Regions from separate parts of the Mus musculus genome. Here region 1 is linked to region 2. The links are chromatin loops, found by intact Hi-C in ENCODE. Cell type or tissue: left cerebral cortex. All regions are shown on one strand. Links, peaks and the distances in the headings refer to the core of each region. The heading gives the core; the rest is flanking DNA. Region 1 overlaps C2cd3 (C2 calcium-dependent domain containing 3). Region 2 holds the start of P4ha3 (procollagen-proline, 2-oxoglutarate 4-dioxygenase (proline 4-hydroxylase), alpha polypeptide III).

What was found. A loop is a pair of places that touch in the nucleus more often than their neighbours do. Peaks named below come from ENCODE experiments on the same cell type or tissue, not always from the same donor. Only the 100,000 strongest peaks of a DNase experiment are listed, where the experiment ranks them.
Region 1: it touches region 2 in a loop (9-fold over the local background); 12 of 42 quality-filtered maps call a loop at or near these places.

What each region holds. Positions count from the first base shown.
Region 1 is chr7:100,386,610-100,395,340 of GRCm38, reverse strand. It overlaps C2cd3 (C2 calcium-dependent domain containing 3), which reads right to left. Exons shown (of 33, transcript NM_001017985.3): 4 at 5,039-5,262; 5 at 4,161-4,408; 6 at 41-173. Among named protein-coding and RNA genes, the nearest start is that of C2cd3, 19 kb to the right of the region's middle. In left cerebral cortex, for the core only: a CTCF peak has its summit at 2,849 (motif pointing right); DNase peaks (open chromatin) are centred at 2,869, 4,941 and 6,981; H3K27ac peaks cover 1,670 bases.
Region 2 is chr7:100,277,411-100,286,141 of GRCm38, reverse strand. It overlaps Pgm2l1 (phosphoglucomutase 2-like 1), which reads right to left. Exons shown (of 14, transcript NM_027629.3): 14 at 7,270-8,731. It overlaps P4ha3 (procollagen-proline, 2-oxoglutarate 4-dioxygenase (proline 4-hydroxylase), alpha polypeptide III), which reads right to left and starts at 622. Exons shown (of 13, transcript NM_177161.4): 1 at 416-622. The coding sequence starts at 609. In left cerebral cortex, for the core only: a CTCF peak has its summit at 6,183 (motif pointing left); DNase peaks (open chromatin) are centred at 2,671 and 6,160; H3K27ac peaks cover 1,055 bases.

The sequences.
Region 1 (8,731 bases), core at 2,105-7,104, 110 kb before region 2:
AGGAAGTTAGCTGCAGGGACTGTGCGTGTCCCTCACTTACAGTGCTGACGATCTGGGAATAGCTTCTGTCATAGGAGGAGGGACTTTGTCAAGCAGCATACTAGTATCTGGGTTGGAGTTCATTGCAGAAATCAACATGGCATTCCGCAGCTTATTGCCTTGTTCTAACAGAGCTGAAGACAGGAAAAACAGAAAATGCAAACATCTGAACTCCAGCAGGAAGGGCTTCAATACCCAGTACTTGTCCTCCTCAGGGCAACTGTGCAGTGGCCTCTGCATCTGTTCTCCCATTAGTCTGGCAATTCCTTGAGGATGTTCGCTTAACAACGCTGTGTGCTTGGTGTCTGCCTTGTGTTTAGAGATGTTACACCAAGGAGTAAACAAACACCCTTTCCCAGAGAGACTGATCTTACTGTGGGAGTTGTTGTCTCCCAACTGCTGTCTGTACATAATGGGCTTAATGGTGGCAATGATTCATTTTTATAACCAGATACCTTATTCTCTTATCTATAAGAGTTTTAATATTCTTACCAAGAAACACTGACAACTATGTTAGCCAAACTTGTGGAAAGCAGTCATACCTGTAATGATCTAGTCTAAATTTGTATTTTCATGAACAAGAATGCTAAAATGAAGCCCACGACTCAGTTAAGTTCCCATAGCAGGATGATGAGAAACTGAAATGAACCCACAGCTTCAGATTTTTTGACAAGTAGAAGTCACCCCATCCCTTAGGTAGCAGCAATAGCAAAGGGCACTTACAAGTCCTTGCCATGTGCCAGGCAGGTATCACTCTCACTACCTCGCAATATCCCTCTGAGAGGATAAGTACCCTGCCCGAGTCACACATATGACATTTGTACTGCAAACATCCTTTTGTCTATGGTCTCACTTACTGAAATTTCAGTCAAAAACATTAAATAGAAGCGATGCATTCCAAGTTTAATTTGTGCATTATTCTGAGTAGTGAGATGAAATTTTAATCCATTCTTTTCTAGGCTGGATCCAAATCACCCCTCCCATTTATCTAAGGTTGGTCACACTGCATATTCTATCTGCTTCCGAGTCTCACAGTTGCTATTTAATTTCTCAGATTTGCCACTGTGACATTTCAAGAAGGGTGCTTGCTGTGCTATCACTCTGAGTTTGAGCCTCAAAACCTATACGGTTGGAGGACAGAACCAACTCTTACAAGTTATTTTCTCACCTTCACACATGTGCCATCGCATACATGTGCCTGCACTCATGAGCACAAATACATGTAAAAGGAGAATTTTAAGTGAGGCTAATCATCTCTAACACATGTGGTTTTATTGATAAAATTCTGAATCTAAAATACTTGGCAAGGAGAGTATGCGCTTAGTGATGCTTCGTGAGTGGGAGCTGTTGTTGCCTTCAGGTTAATTCCTCTTGGTAGCTCTTGTACGATAACTTCCTCAGAAGGAACTCCCATGCCCTTTTCTTCTCTGGGATGTCTGTGGGGCCTTACATGTGCAGGGCAGACATCCTACCACTAAGCTGTGCTTCCAATCCTCTTTAGATCGTTCGCTTCCCTCCCTCCTCTCCTCCCCTTCTCTTTCTGAGACAGGATTTCTCTGCTGCGTAACCTTGGCTGTCCTGGACTTGCTTTGTAGATCAGGATGGCTTTGAGCTTACAGAGATCTGACTGCCTTTGCCTCCTGAGTACTGAGATTAAAGGCATGTGCTACCTACCACTCCCAACTTTGCTATTTTCTTAAGGAGGCCTTACTTTGCCAACTTCTGCAAAACTAGTATCTTCTCCTGTCATCTTCCTTGCTTAATTTGCCTCCACTGTTATTACCACCATCTAACATATATATTTATCTAGTTTGTCTTTTTTGTTTGTTTGGGTTTTTTTGTTTTTGTTTTTGTTTTTTCAAGACAGGGTTTCTCTGTGTAGCCCTGGCTGTCCTGGAGCTCACTCTGTAGACCTGGCTGGCCTCGAACTCAGAAATCCGCCTGCCTGTGCCTTCTGAGTGCTGGGATTAAAGGCATGTGCCACCACTGCCCGGCTTAGTTTGTCTTTCTAAAGGAAACTGCTACATCTGTGACATACAAAGAGTGCCAAACATTTTGTAGTTGCTATAGAAACTAATGAACAAACAAACGCCTTCTTCAAAGTCTGGTCCCTAAGTCCACACAAGAGTCCAGGTACAATATGACCCAAGTGTAATGGATAATTTTTTTCCTTATAAATGGATACTTTAAATTAAAAGACTAAAATTAATGGCTTATAATCTTTGTGTACACACAGACACAAACCCACACAGACACACACACACACACATAATGCATTTATTATTTTGTATGTATGTGGTGTATGTGTGCATGCAGAGGTTAGAGGAAAACCCTCAGTAGTTAGTTCTCTCCTTCGACCTTAATGTGGGCTCCAGGAATTGAACCTGGGTCTCCCGGCTTTCATGGGAAGTGCTTTACCCACTGAACCCTAACCCTAGAGTATATCTTTAAAAAACAGATTCCTAAGACACTTCAAATGAAAGATATAAACATCATAACCTAGTGGTAGTGTGTACATATGCAGAAGACCATGGGCCAGATTCCCATCGGTAAAAATATAAGACCACATGTCCCTAATCATGTAAAATATGTATCTAAGTTGTTATTTATAAGACATCTCCTTCGGACTGTATTAGTGGGAGTGACACACATTCCTGCCGTGCTCTTGCTGTCACAGAAATAACAAAGGTAGCTAGCTGCACACCATCCCCTGACCCAAGGTCCCATGTGCTGCTCCCATGAGCTTTCTACGGGGCTCCAATGAACATGCCTTCCACAGGCTTGCTCATGGGCTTCAACTCTGGGTCCCCAGCTGGGGGCACTGTTTTACAAGGTTGTAGAGCTTGGCAATGGAACCCTGCTGGACAAAGTGGACCACCAGGGCAGCCTTGAGCTTCTCTAGCCTAGGCCCCACTTCCTGTCCTCTATGTCCTGACACAGGACCCAGTATAGTCAGCTGGCTCATGCTTTCCCTGTCAGGATCAATAATATTCTTTCTCAAACCATAATCCAAAGTCAAGCTTCCTGTCACTTGGTCACAGTACTGAGAAAAGTAGCACACACAGGAGCAACTCATTTCTCTCCTGCTTCTGTGGTATTCTGCAGCACTGCAAAACTACAATAGGATTGAACTCCAGTGTTAAGCAGTGAGATCACCTGCAGCACTGAATGTCCTCAGGAAGAACAGCAGATGAACTTGGTACCACCCTAGTTGCCTTAAGTCATCTGCGAACAGATAAAGACTAAAATTGTAAGAAGAGCTCTACTCTCATATCCAAACTTATAAAGTAAGGATCTATTTATACATTATCAGGTGCACATGGGTGAATAACAAGTCTCTGGAAGACTTCAAGGGACATAAGCATAGAAAGACAAATGTCCTATCTTCTCGTTTATTTGTGGAAGTTTGAAAGTTGATCCCTAATCAGATGATACAGGAGAGGTTATCATACATTCGAGGGTAGGGAGGGGAAAACCAGCAGGCACAAGGTGATGGGGAGTAACATCTAGTGTTTTGTAGCATCATAGGATAACTGCAGTTGACAAAAGAATGTAGCAAAATAGTTGGTAAAGAACATTTTGTTTTTAAAATTACATCAGTGCCTATGTGTCTAAGCATGTGCACCTGCAGTGGGTAGGAGGAGCATATCACCAGAACGCGTGTGGAAGTCAGAGGACAACTTGTAGGAGTCAAGTCTCTCTTTAACTCACGTGGGTCACAGAGATCAAACTCAGGTCAGCAAGGCTTGGCGGAAGAAGCTGAGCCACCTTACTAGCACCATAAAGGACATTTGAAACATTCCTAACCCAGATGATAAATGCCTGAGGTGACTCGTGTCAGGTGATATGATCGCTACCACTGTATACACATCCCGAAACATCTTACTGCAGCCCACAAACACGCACCACTGCCAATTTCTTATTTAAAGTAAAAACAACCAAGCAGTAATCACTTAGCAGGTTAGTAGAGCTGCCTTCACACGAGTCCCTGGATGACACCAAGTCTCACACTTTTATTTGGCTATTTAGTTCATAGGGAAGTCTTGCTTCCCTTTGTGGCCTGGCTAACAAGCAGAGCAACCCCAATAAATGCAGCGTAGTCTTAGGTGACAGACACATACCTGAAAGAAGGTCCTTTGCAGGGGGGGTGTTTGAAGACAGGATGCATGAGTCACTGTGACTCTTGGCGACTGTACTAATTTGTGGCTGAAACTCAGAGCTGTTCAGGAGGGACAGCTGCTTCTGTGGGGCTTTGCCCCTCAGAGTTATAGTCTCTACATTCGTCCCTTGATTAAGGTGCTGCTGTAGTCCACACAAAGAACCCTTTACTGCATCGGAGTTCTCTGCAAAGTACAAGTGGTCCTTTCCCCTGTTAGAAAGAAACAATGTCAGCAGCTTATAGCCCACCTTGGGAATACTACACCTCCGCAGAGTCTGGGGGATCAGCGAGGGCACTGAAGCCGGGGCTTTGGCACAGGTGGCTTCTTCTGCAGTGTGATTTTGTGTATTTGCTTTTAATTTCCTTATTTAAAAAACATCTCGATCACAGTTGTGGGTTGTTCCTTAAGTGATACAAACTAGACAACAGCACACAGGGAAAGGGAATGTGTATGTGTGTGTCTAGATAGACTCTGATACAATGCAAATGCTTTCTTTACAAGTAATTCCCTTTCCCTCTTTCCCCTCACAGGCAGTATCAGCAAACCTTTTAGTCACATGTGTACATTGGCTTCTCTACTGGACTGTGAGCAGTCCTTTAAAATGGTGCTTTTGTGATTGCTGTAATTGGGGCACGCTAAGCATGTATTCTCCCTGAGTCCCAGGAGCCGTGTCTTGTTCACTCTGTGCCGGTTCCTGGTATCCAGCCAGTGGGAGCTTAAGAGCTATCTGCTGAGAGAGTGGCTGTGCTTCTATCTTCAGCTTCTCAGTCTCCCACAGGTGACACAGCATGAGAACCGTGGGAGTGGCAGGCATGGAGACTCGGAACTGAGATCATTACCTTGGCGTGGTTGACCTGCTGCTGTGGCCTGCTAATTCTTTCCCATCAATTTTGATGGCAGGTCCCCTACAAGACCTTGACGGGATCATAGACTGGGTGTTGCTGGATTCAGTATTCTCTCTGAGTTCTCGCTCAGATAAAAGCACATTTTTTGTCACTTCAGTGGCAGGAAGAGGTTTGTAGCTGTCATAAGTTTCTGACAGAGGCTCCAGGGCAAGCGAGACCTGAAAGAGAATGAAACAAAACAAATTTTCTTCAGCTTCCAGTAACTAACTGTAAGACTTCCCTGTCTGGCCTGGTGGTGGTGGTGCACGCCTTTAATCCCAGCACTTGGGAGGCAGAGGCAGGTGGATTTCTGAGTTCAAGGCCAGCCTGGTCTACAGAGTGAGTTCCAGGACAGCCAGGGCTACACAGAGAAACCCTGTCTTGAAAAAACAAACAAACAAACAAACAAACAATCTAAAAAAGAGTTCTTCAGTCCCCTGAAAAGCCAACTGAGAAAAACATAACAGGAAGTGAAACAAAATTAAAGAATATACCTCAGAGGTATGAAGGTAAGAAAATAACATTACCGAAAAGTTTAATTTTCATGACAGAAAGAGGAGAAATGGTTTAACCAGTCACAGATAATTAATGAATGACACAACACAAAAAAGGGAAAACTTAATTTTTCAGATATCTCTGAAAAGGTCAATAGAACATTTTGTGTGGAGAAACTGCCAACCCATAAAAATCAAACCTACATCTTACTGAGAACACTGGCCTTGAACCAAGAAATACAGCATCCTTCAAATGCATTCATCAAAACTTTCCTACAAAGACAAACACCAGGAATGCAGTGTGATGAATACTGTGGCTGTGACCATGGAATTATGCCCCCCACAGTCCTGGCTGTCCAAATGTAACTGTCAGGGTGCTCTCTTACTGTGCATCACTTGCTAAGGACACCGCTGCATTGTAGAAGCATAAGAGGCATGGGGAATAAAGGTATCCCTGCCCTGGACTTGAACTTGTGGATTGGCCAGTGGGGTTGCTTTTCCCTAAGGAGACTTAGTATCGACCAACTCATAAGCCTGCTGTGACACTGGAAAAAGGCTCAGAGAAAAACCTTGAATTTTCCTCAGCATCTTGCAATCAGACTTAGGGCTGGCCTAACTCATCGTCACCGTTTACTGATACCAGCTCTATGCTAACTGCCTGGGACGGAGCGATGGCTGAAATCCTCTGTCCAGAGGGCGATGGATCTTCAGTGGGGATTTACATAAACTGAAACCCAAACGTTACTGCTCAGGTAAGAATGTGCACTGGGTGATCTGGGAACGCTGGGAACGCTGCACTTAGGAAGAGGCAAGGAATGGCTTCCTGGAGCACAACACAAAAGACTCAGCTCAAAGGACCAGAAGAGGCTGAGGTAAATGAAACAATGCAGACTAAGGAGAAACATCTAACTTTGGATGCATTAGAAAGACGAAGCAGTAACTGGTTGGTTGCCCATGGGCTTGACTCCCACCTCCCACCCCACCCCACCCCTCACCCCTGCTTCTCTGGCTCTGTCTCTCATACACCCCTCACTCATCTCTATCCCCACTCTGCCCATCTCACTGAGCCCCTCCCTGGTGATGTTCACTCTGTTCATCTCTGCCAGTGTGGCTAGTGAGTCAGTACCTGTCCCTGTCTGCTTGCCTGTCTCATGCTAGGAGCTGAACCTGGGTCCTCATGCACGCTAAGCACATGCTATATGCTCAACCAGATTTCCCATGTTATGCAAACTATTTTGCTTTTTAAACTGGAGATTCCTCCCTTAAAATGTCTTAAAAATGTTCCCAAAGTTTTCTCCAAAGCAAACAGTTTTCATCTGTCAGGATAAGGGAACTAACACACTCAACCATCTAAATATACCACCCTCTTCTGAAGCCCACACCGTCCACATACAGCATAAATACACCATCTGCGTCTCCCATGCACAACAGAGTCATGTTAAGGATGCTCATCTGCCTTCTAGCAATGACTCAGGGTCTTCTTGGTACTAAGTTGCCTACAGTTTTCTACTTATATCTGTGGTATCTAATGTCCAATTTTCAGAATTATGCTGGGCAACATAGCATTTAAAAATGACTAAGCAATGCTTCGAAAATTACATTTCTTACAAAAATTGATATCTCTGGCTTTTCTTGAAAAAAATTAGAAGATCCAGCACTGCTGAATTCCCGTTTTCATGTGGCAGGACTGAGCTGGAACAGACCAGTGACTTGGTCAGGACATGCATCCAGTCGCCCAGCATAGCCCAGTGTGAGGCACAATGATAGCTCTCTGGCGCTACATCTGGGGCCATGATTATCTTCATTTCCTGTGGTAAAACAACAGTTTTATAAGCGTAGTTTTACGACTTTTCACATATGTGTACATATATGTAACTACCACAATCATGGCAGGGAACAGTTCCATCATCCCAAAAACCTCACGTTATCCTTTTGCGGCTACGCCCTCCTCACTGCGAGCTGCTACCATCCACTCACGACGGTTTCCTAGACATTCTAGACAAGGGCCGTGGTCTAGTGTGCTAGCTCTGGAGATTCTCTGAAGATTTACTGTGGTGCTTCACGTGTGTTTCAATCGCTGTTTACCGACTAGAACAGCACGGCTGATGTCTGATTTTACTGGCTACTTTGTTAACACTGAAGCTGCTCTGGATTCCTGGGGTAAGCTCTTGGGGATAGCACTGTTCTTCCTGACAGTGCTGGCCCCAGTTTGCTGGTATTTTCTTGGGGATTCTGAGGTCTAGGCTCATGAGAAATACTGTTCTTCTAGTTTCTGTATCAAAGTGTTACATGCCTCAGAATAGTGTTTTCTCCTCTTTGATTTTTCTGGAAGAGACAGTAAGATTGATGGTTGTCTTAGTCAGGGTTTCTATTCCTGCACAAACATCATGACCAAGAAGCAAGTTGGGGAGGAAAGGGTTTATTCGGCTTACACTTCCATGCTACTGTTCATCACCAAAGGAAGTCAGGACTGGAACTCAAACAGGTCAGGGAGCAGGAGCTGATGCAGAGGCCATGGAGGGATGTTCTTTACTGGCTTGCCTCTCCTGGCTTGCTCAGCCTGCTCTCTTATAAACCCAAGACTACCAGCCCAGAGATGGTCCCACCCACAAGGGGCCTTTCCCCCTTGATCACTAATTGAGAAAATGCCTTAGAGTTTGATCTCTTGGAGGCATTTCCTCAACTGAAGCTCCTTTCTCTGTGATAACCCCAGCTGTGTCAAGCTGACACAAAACTAGCCAGTACAATGGTATTTTTTTTTTTCTTCCCTTAAGAATCTAAAGAATTTGCTATAAGGTCATCTAGGCCTAGAGACTCCTTTTTTTTTTTTTAGCAAGTCTGAAACTACAAATTCAACTTTTACAAACAGCCCCAGGTCTACTCAGGTCACTTCTTCAAGGTGTTCTTGTAGTTCACAGCCTGGGAAGAATTGTGCCATTTCATTTAGGCTGTCAGATTTCACCAAGTAGGTTTGCTTGTGGCATTCTTTTAATGTCTGTGAGTTCTATAATCTGCTGTCTTTCTTACAGCAGAGGCAAGAGGAAAGTGGAGTGTTTCCTTTTAAAATGAGTATATACTCTTTGCACTCAGTGATGGTTTTCATAATGACATTTAAAAAAAAAATCTATGGGCCTTGTATGTTTGTGTGCACGAG
Region 2 (8,731 bases), core at 2,158-7,157:
TGTGTGTTTGTGTGTGACAGAGACAGAGAGTGAGAGACAGAGAGACAGGGAGAGACAGAGAAACAGAAAGAGACAGAGACACGGACAAACACACATACATACAGACACATAGACACAGAGAGAGACAGAGACCGGAACAGAGAGACAGAGACACACACACAAAGAGGCAGAGAGACAGGCACAGAGACAAAGAGACAGACACAGACAGACAGACAGACAGACACAGAGAGTGAGAGAGAGGGAGAGAGAGAGAGAGAGAGAGAGAGAGAGAGAGAGTGACACAGAACTCCTCATTCCCCTTCAAAGTGTCTCAGGGTCCCCACCACATGACAGTTGGGTCTGGAAGTCACTTTGGGCCTCAGTTACTCCTCACCCTCAGTCGCTGAGCATCCCGGCTCCCTGGAGACGCCCTCACCTGGTCAAGTCGCGCAGCCGCGCCTCCTCGCCGCGCAGGTAGCGCCTCAGTGTCCCCAGCAGCCTGCGCTCGGGCGCCAGGGCGCGCGCCACGCTGGTCAGCGCGGAGAACGTGTCCTCCCGCCCCGTGGCCGCCGCGGGGTCTCCCCCGAGCGCCAGCAGCGCCAGCAGAGCCAGCCGCGCCCCTGGGCCCATCGCAGGGTCGCGCGTCCCTCCGCGCTCTCGCCCGGCGCCGCCCCGGCCCGCCCGCCCGCCCGCAGCCTTCCGTCGCCCGCCCTTGGCCGCCTCCGTCCCCTCAGCACTGAATTCCTTAGTGCCTGGCCCGCCGCTAACTCCACACTGATTCCACCGTGCCTGTCACATTTGGGGGAACTGAGGCGAGCGCGGGTGAGCAGTGATTTCTCTAGTTACAGCCGTGCTGAGCCATCATCCAAATTCCTCCTGTGGGACAGGGGAGGACACAAAAACCTCTGGATTATGAGGGGAACTCCAAAGGGTGACACAGCATGGTGACAGAAGTGCAGGTGGCTGGGGCAGAGGGGTAAAGTCTTCACAGAGGACAGGACCTCAGGTGATCTTGAAAGATGGCTAGGACTTACAGAAGCTGAAACTCTAGGATCGAGTCACTACAGAGTCACACAAAAATACCATCATTATATTCTACTAGGCTGCTTGTTTCTTTCACCCCGCTATCCCTTTTGCCCAGCAATGTTTATTCATTTACTCATTCATTTAAGTGTTCAGTAACATCTGTGCTATAGTAGGTGCAGATGCAGCCCGCTGCTCATAAAGGGAAATGGAAATGTAAACCACCATAAAAACACAAAATGGGCAACCACAGGCTGTGTGCAATGGGTGAGGACCTCATCCCCAAAGAGGGGCTTCCCCTGGCATGCTTTGATGGGGAGAGAGCTTCACAGAGTCAATGTGTGTAGTTCTAACAGTATCTTGACTTTAGGCCATCCTGGATTATCCTGGTGAGCTCAACGCAGTTGCCAAGGTCCTTTTAAAAAGGCAAAGAAAAAGCCGGGCGGTGGTGGCCCACGCCTTTAATCCCAGCACTTGGGAGGCAGAGAAACCCTGTCTCGAAAAACAAACAAACAAACGGCAAAGAAAGATACAGGACAATAACAGCCAAATCAGAGACTTGATGATGCTGTGTTGCGACTTTGAAAATGGATAAACGGTCTGTGAGTAACAGGTTGTAGGTAGCTTCTAGAAGGTTGAGAAGGCTGGGGGACAGATCTTTCCTAGTCTGCAGGAAGAACAGATCTGCCAATACCTTGATTTTATCTCGTGACACCTATTCGTTACGGTTTGAATTTGAAATGAACCTCACAGTTTCATCCTCTTGAATACTTGGTAAAAACCAAGCTATGGAGCTTTGGGGAAGTAGGGCTTACATACTCCACTAGGTTCACTAAGGCTTCACTGCTGGCCAGAGCCATCAGGTTTCTGTCTGCTGGATGTGAGCACCGGCCACATATGCTAGCCACCAGACGGGGCAAGACCTGCCAACACACCTTCCTTTTCATGATGGGCTCCAGGAGTCAAAGAAATCTTTTCTCTGTTACAGTGTGTCTGTCAGATATCTGGTCACAGTGCTGAAAAAGTCTAATACATCGGTTCAGACTTCTGAATTCTGAGGCAGTAGGATAAAAAAATCTGGGTTATTATAAGCCCCAGAGTTTGTGATAACTTGTCTAAGCAATAGGAAACTTGGGCGGGTGAGAAGGCCAGCAGCTAAGAGTGCATACACACTGCTCTTACTGAAGGCCTGAGCTGAGTTTTCCCCATCCACGTCCATATAGGGTGTTACATAAATTATTGTATGTTAAACCAACCTCAAATGCCTAATGTAAATCCTCTTAGGTCACAATGCACATTCACATTAATATGTTGCTGGATTTTGTTTGTTGATATTTTGTTGTAACATTTTTGTATCTTTATTATAAGAGAAGGTAGCCCATAGTTTTCTCGAATTATTTTTGTCTGGTCTTTATATCAATGTAAAACTAATTTCAGAGATCACAGTGGGAATTGTTCCCTCCTTTCCTACAGTTTAGAAGAATCTGGAAAGGATTGAAATTTGTTCTTCTTTGAGTAGCTTGAAGAATTCACCATTAAAGTCAGTTAATTCTAAGCTTTCTTTTGGGAGATGTTTTGGTTCTTGATTCAGTCTCCATAGCAACTGTTTTAGAGCAGGCTGCATGGCAATGGAGTCTCTTAATGTTCTTTCCTCTAGGATTGCTTTATTGCTGAGGCTTGTCTCCCTGGCTATAAAATTTCACGTTCACATTGCTTTCCTTCTGGCACCTTAACGTTCTCTGTCCTCTGTGGAAAATGCCCAGCTCCTTCAGTCACTCTGGTAACGTTCTCTCTAGCTAGTTTCAAAGAGTTTTCTGTCATATTTCCTTTGCTTTTATCTTTCAGCAGTTTAATGCTAGGCATCGAATTCTTTGAGTTTGTCCTTTTTAGAGGTCACTTAAATGTCTTGCTTCTGTAAGTTGTGACTTTTATCAAATTTGAGAACTGGTCCTACTTTTTTTTTTTTTTCCTGAATTGTCTTGAATTTTTTGAATGCAGAAATCTGGTACTTCCTATCAGGTCTTTGAGGCTCGGGTTATTTTTAAAGTGATTTTTCTCTCATTCACATTACACACTTTCTGTGGATCTGTGTTTAAATATGCCAACTCCTCTGTCACCTCAATTCTGCAATCAGTCTTAGCATTTCTATTTGGTTTGTCCTCTTGTCTTCTGTCTTTCTCAGCTTTCTCTTCATTTCAAGCATGCTCACCCGGGCTTCCTAGAGCATCGTCTAACATTGTTTTCAACACCTTCAACATTTGTGCTTTGTTGTCATCAACATTTATCGGCTGCCTTTTCTGTTTTGTTTTTCTCTTTTATTTCCTTTTTATGCTAATTGAGATTTTCTTTACTCTTTGTATGCTAAGAATTCTTGGATTGAACACTGGACAGTTGGAATTTTATGTCCTACGTGTCTGGCTCTTCTTTACTTTCTCTCTGGCACGCCATTATTCCAGGTAGTCTCGGGTCCCATGTGACTTACCTCTGCAACTGCAACACCAACACTACTTCAGCTGCAGTGACATTCAGATGCATTCAGGTTGTGCACACAATTGGGCAGTTTGGGATGTGGACAGTGGTGTACTCTGTGTCTCAGTACTCAAGCCTATGCAATGCTCTTAAGCATCAAATCCACAACATACTGATTAATACTGGGCCTAGGAGTTACAGAATTTCACTCTTGAGGCCTTCCCCACTGTGTCCTGACACTTGCCAGTTCCTTGTGTCCCCCCACCCCTGGGGCTTCAGTTAACCCACTCTGCCATTTATTTGCTAGAACTGGATACAAGTATTAGGAGTTCAGAGTCCTCAAATGCTCCTGCCTCATGCATTTTCTCCAGGTTTTTGTATCTGCACACTGTGGGCAAGACAGGGTAAAATGTACATTTCGTCTTTCCTAAAAGAATATCCTACAGCATAGAAATTCTTTTGAATTCCTTTAGTAGGGAAGATGTTTTTGAACATTCTTAGGTCTCAAGTTCCTTTTGGTGTTTAGAAAGCTGCTGTGGTTTCTTGTTTGGACTTTATGTTTTAAACCTGTATTTTTGAAGGTCAAAAAATGAAAAGCATTTTTAGCTTTTGGGAAATGTTACTTTTTTAGGAAAAAAATATAAGAATAAAAGGATTGAGGAAAATATCAAGATTTTCAAATAAGTACGATGGCAGGAAAATGGAGCAGCATCTTTGAAAACAGCCATTCCTCTGAGCTCATCCTGTGCCCCTCCCCTGCCCCCTCCCTCCCTCCTTCCCCCCCTCCTTCCCTCCCTCCTTCTCAGTGTGCTGCCTTTTGGTCTTGTCATTTCTGGCTCCTGTCAGGCTCTTTCCCGACTCATGAGTAATTTCTGACTACCTCCTTTTCATCCTTTGAGTCATCTCCTTGGGGACATTTTGTCTGCAGGCTAAGTTAAAGTTCCCATATTTTCCATTAGAAACACACCCTATATTTTTTCCATTAGAATAATTTATCACTCTCATAGTGTCTTGCTTTTTTGTGGGAAATAGCTGTCTGCTGCTACTAGATCATAAGCATTGGGCGGGCAGGACTGCCTAATGGAGTGTGCCTAATGGGGCATGCACTCAAAAGGAAAGAATTAAGTAGAAAAGCATTCAGGGCGATCCATCTGCCTCTCTCTTCTTTAAAGAGTCACTATCTCAGTCTTCTGTTAAACCTTTTATAATACTTACCTCCATTTTTTTTTCCTGACAATGAATCCATGGAGTATATATATTAGTTAACTGTCTCATTTAGTGCAACAAAAATATGTGACAAAGCAATTTAGAAAGGGAGGGTTTGGCTTACAGTTTCAGGGAATACACACAGTCCATCATGGCCAGGCTCCCATACTTCCATTATCCACTGCTTGGGCTCAGCTCCCTTTCTTCTTTTTGTTTAGTCCAGGACCACAGCCCATGGGATGGTACCACCCAGAGTTAAGATGGGTCTTCCTGATTCATTTATCCTAATCTAGATAATCCCTTACAGATCTGTGAGTTTTGTTTCCATGGTGACTCTAACCATCACTGGGCTGGAGAGATGGCTCAGCCATTGAGAGCACTTGCAGCTCTTGCAGAGGACCTGGCTTTGATTTCCATCACCCACGTGGCAGCTCACAACCAATGTGTAAGCCCAGTTCCAGAGGGTCTGATGCCCTTTTCTGGCCTCTGCGGGTACCAGGCACCCTTGCAGTGCACACACATGCACACAAACAAAGCATTCATACACACATAAAGTGGAAAAAATAAATCTAAAAAGTTAACAATGAAGCATTACGAAATATGCATTGCACTTTGCAGTTGAGAGAAAAGGGCTCAGCCGCAGGAAAACAAAGCCTGAACATAGGCAGAGTCTTCAAGGCTTACTTCCATGTTCTTTCCACTGCATTATTTATATTTTATTACGTGTGTATGGGTGTTCTGTCTGCCTGCATGTCTGTCTACCACATAGGTACCTGGTGCCCTTGGAGGCCAGAAGAGGGCATAGATCCCTTGGCAGTGGAGTTAGATCGAAAGCTGCTATGTGGGTGTGGGAATTGATCCCAGATCCTCTGAAAGAGTGGCTAGTGCCGTATCTCTGGGACCAGAAATTTTATTATTTTAACGTGGATGGGTATTTTTGCCTGCAATGTATGTCTATGCACTACACGCATACTCAGTGCCCATAGAGGCCAGAAGAGGCTTTAGATCCCCTGCAACTGGACTTACAGGTGATTGTGAGCTGCCATGTGGGTGCTGGGAATTAAATGTAGGTCAGCTGGCAGAGTGGCCAGTGCTCTTAACTGCTGAACCACCTCTCCAGCACATTTCTTTAGGTTGCTCATGATCAGTTCTGGGGTAGCCTCTCTTTTATATCCAAGGAGCCTTTCTGGGAACTGACTCCTGACTTCTTTTTTCTTTATATTAAAAGAGGAAACACTAATCTCTACTCTAGCTCCCAGAGGCTAATATGGAGGAAAGTCAGTTGGGAAAGTTCTTAGTATGATTCCAAGCTGAAGAACTGCTTCAGAAGGAAGTGAATACTGTCAGGATTAACTCAGCCTTTTGGGCTTGCAGGTGGCTCAGATGCACCTGTCTCTAGAACCTGAACAGCCAGTTTATTAAAACAACACCTCAAGCCACATTTCCTTTCAAAGGAGATAGGGCCTTTCCAAAGACATTCTCACTCTGCCCCCTAGTGGGACTTAGACGCCAATACACATCCACCATCCTTGGCAAGAATTTGCTATTGGCTTAGCAAATGAATGAATCAATGAATGAATGAATAAATAAGAAAGATCCATTTCTTTTTGTACAGTTAGACTTCCAAGTCCATTAGTTCTACATCTTCAGCTCTAACAGAGTATTGAAAACACTTGAGAAAATGGTGAATATATTGAATACTTAAAGATGTCTTTGTTTCTTGTTTTGTTTTCTTTTGGACACAGGGTCTCACTTTACCACCCAGATTCATGGCAATCCTTCTACTTCATCTTCCTAAATGCTGGCCTGCAGGGCTAGTTCCAGAGTCTACACAGAGAAACTCCGCCTCAAAAAAAAATTAAAATTTTTAAAAAAAGAAAGAAAAAGAAAAGTCAACAAACCCCAGAGGACTTCAGAAAGCTTGCCTGTTTGTAAATGTGAATGCCTGCACCACAGCCCTGGGGTCAGTCTGATCACTGGGCTCTAGTGTAGTGAGAAGGGTGTTGCAAACCACCAGCTCTAGGCTCAGTGAGACACTATCTCAAGAGAATAGAGCAACAGAGGGTATCCAATGACTTGCTTTGACCTTCCAGAAATGTTCACGGACACACACACACACACACACACACACACACACACAGAGTTTAAAGGGATCTGTGTACTGTGTACTTGGTGGGTCCCTGAACTGCCCAAAGGCTTCTCTCCTAACTATGGAGAGAAATGTTCGGACTGGATTTGGGATCCTAAACCAAAACACATTCTAAAGATTTTGTCCACCAGTGGGAGGCATTCATATATGGGAAGAGTGGAAAACCGGAAGTCTCTTCCACCTCACCTGCTCTCATCTCCTCCCCACCGGGAAACCAGTCTCCCTTGCAGCCTCAGGCTATTATTTTAATATGAGTTCTCAACCCCTGGGACTTCTTCTAGATGAGCCAACAAAGAAATAATCCACAGAACGCTGAAGCAAAATGAGTTAAGGCTGCAAGCAAACTCTAGGGTAAGTTATGCCCACATTTTAAAAACCTCAGTTTGGACAGCAAACTTCATGAACTATAGTGTCTGAAACAATAAAAAGTGCATAGACACTCATGCCTATGAGGAGGCCTGTTTATTACTGAGAACGTTTCATTTGGTTAAAACCACAGAAATCCACACATAAATACATAAAGTGCAAATTCTCACAGGCTGACAATATACCCTGTTATCTTTACAGGGAAAGATGAGATATTGACAGAAACTGTTAAAACAAGGGCACAATTCTGAGCTACTATTAGAAAAGTATTACATTCTTAATTCTGTTTTGTCATATTCAATAATGTACACCAAGAGCTTATAGTAATCTATAATATAGTCTCACCATATACAGATGCAGACTCACCCCTCTTTTGTGTCTAAGTGTCTCCAATAACACACATGATGAATCCTAATATTTGACAAAATGCATTAAGCACTATTAAATCAGATGTGACTCACTTGAAAGGTAGAGCTATTGGGTTCAAAATGGCATCTAGACCAGTGACATTAAACCCATATAAGATACATTCTTAGCCTTCCTGGCCAAAACCTTTTTGTGAGCAAAATTACATATGTGGGTGTGTATATATACACATACATACACACTTTTCATGTTGAAAGATGCTTTGTACTCGTCAAAGAAACAGCGTGCTGCATAGGTTTATATCAACTTGACACAAAAGCTAGTCCTTTTAGAGGTGGAAACCTCAGTCAGGAAAATGCTCCCATCAGATTGGCTTGTAGGACATTTTCTTGATGACTGATGTGGGAGGGTTCATTTTATTGTGTAGTGCCAGCCCTGGGCGGGTGGTCCTGGGTGTTATCAGAAAGCAGACAAGCCATGAAGTAGCACCCCTCCATGGCTGGCCTCTGCTTCAGTTTCAGCCTCCCGGTTCTTGACCTGAGTTCCTGCCCTGACTCCCCCCACTGATGGAGTATAATCTCTAAAATGAAATAAACCCCTTTCTTCCCAAGCTGCTTTTGGTCATGGTGTTCATCACAGCAATAGAATCCCTAAGACAATGAGTATTTAAAGGGTGTGCATGCTTAGTAAACACTGCTTACTGGATATTTCAGTAATGCTATTTTTAAAATTGAATTGGAAAATTACTGTTTTATTATCTTTTAAGCTTTTTCCTTTACTATTACCACCAGTTAAATACTGCATAACAGGAGATACTGAATAAGCAAAAGATATTAAAAATAATAAACCATGATCTTTGCTCTCAGGCAGCTGACAGGTGGGTTAAGGAGTGTCAGTGAATTAAACAAAATCAATTGCCTTATACATCAGACAATATTATAAGGCTCAAGGGTAACATATATTGCAGGCCAATTAATCTGGCATTAACACTTTGGAAGTATAGGTTAGGAAGACAGAGAATATCCTAGAATGCGTATTTATTATAAGATCATTATGTGTTCTTCCAGGAAAAAGCAGCAATTGCAGGTCGGGGGTGGGGGTGGGGCTGGGAATTTAGGAATTACGTAGTAAACTTGTGTTCCTTTCTGATAGTTTCCTTTTATTTTTATTTTC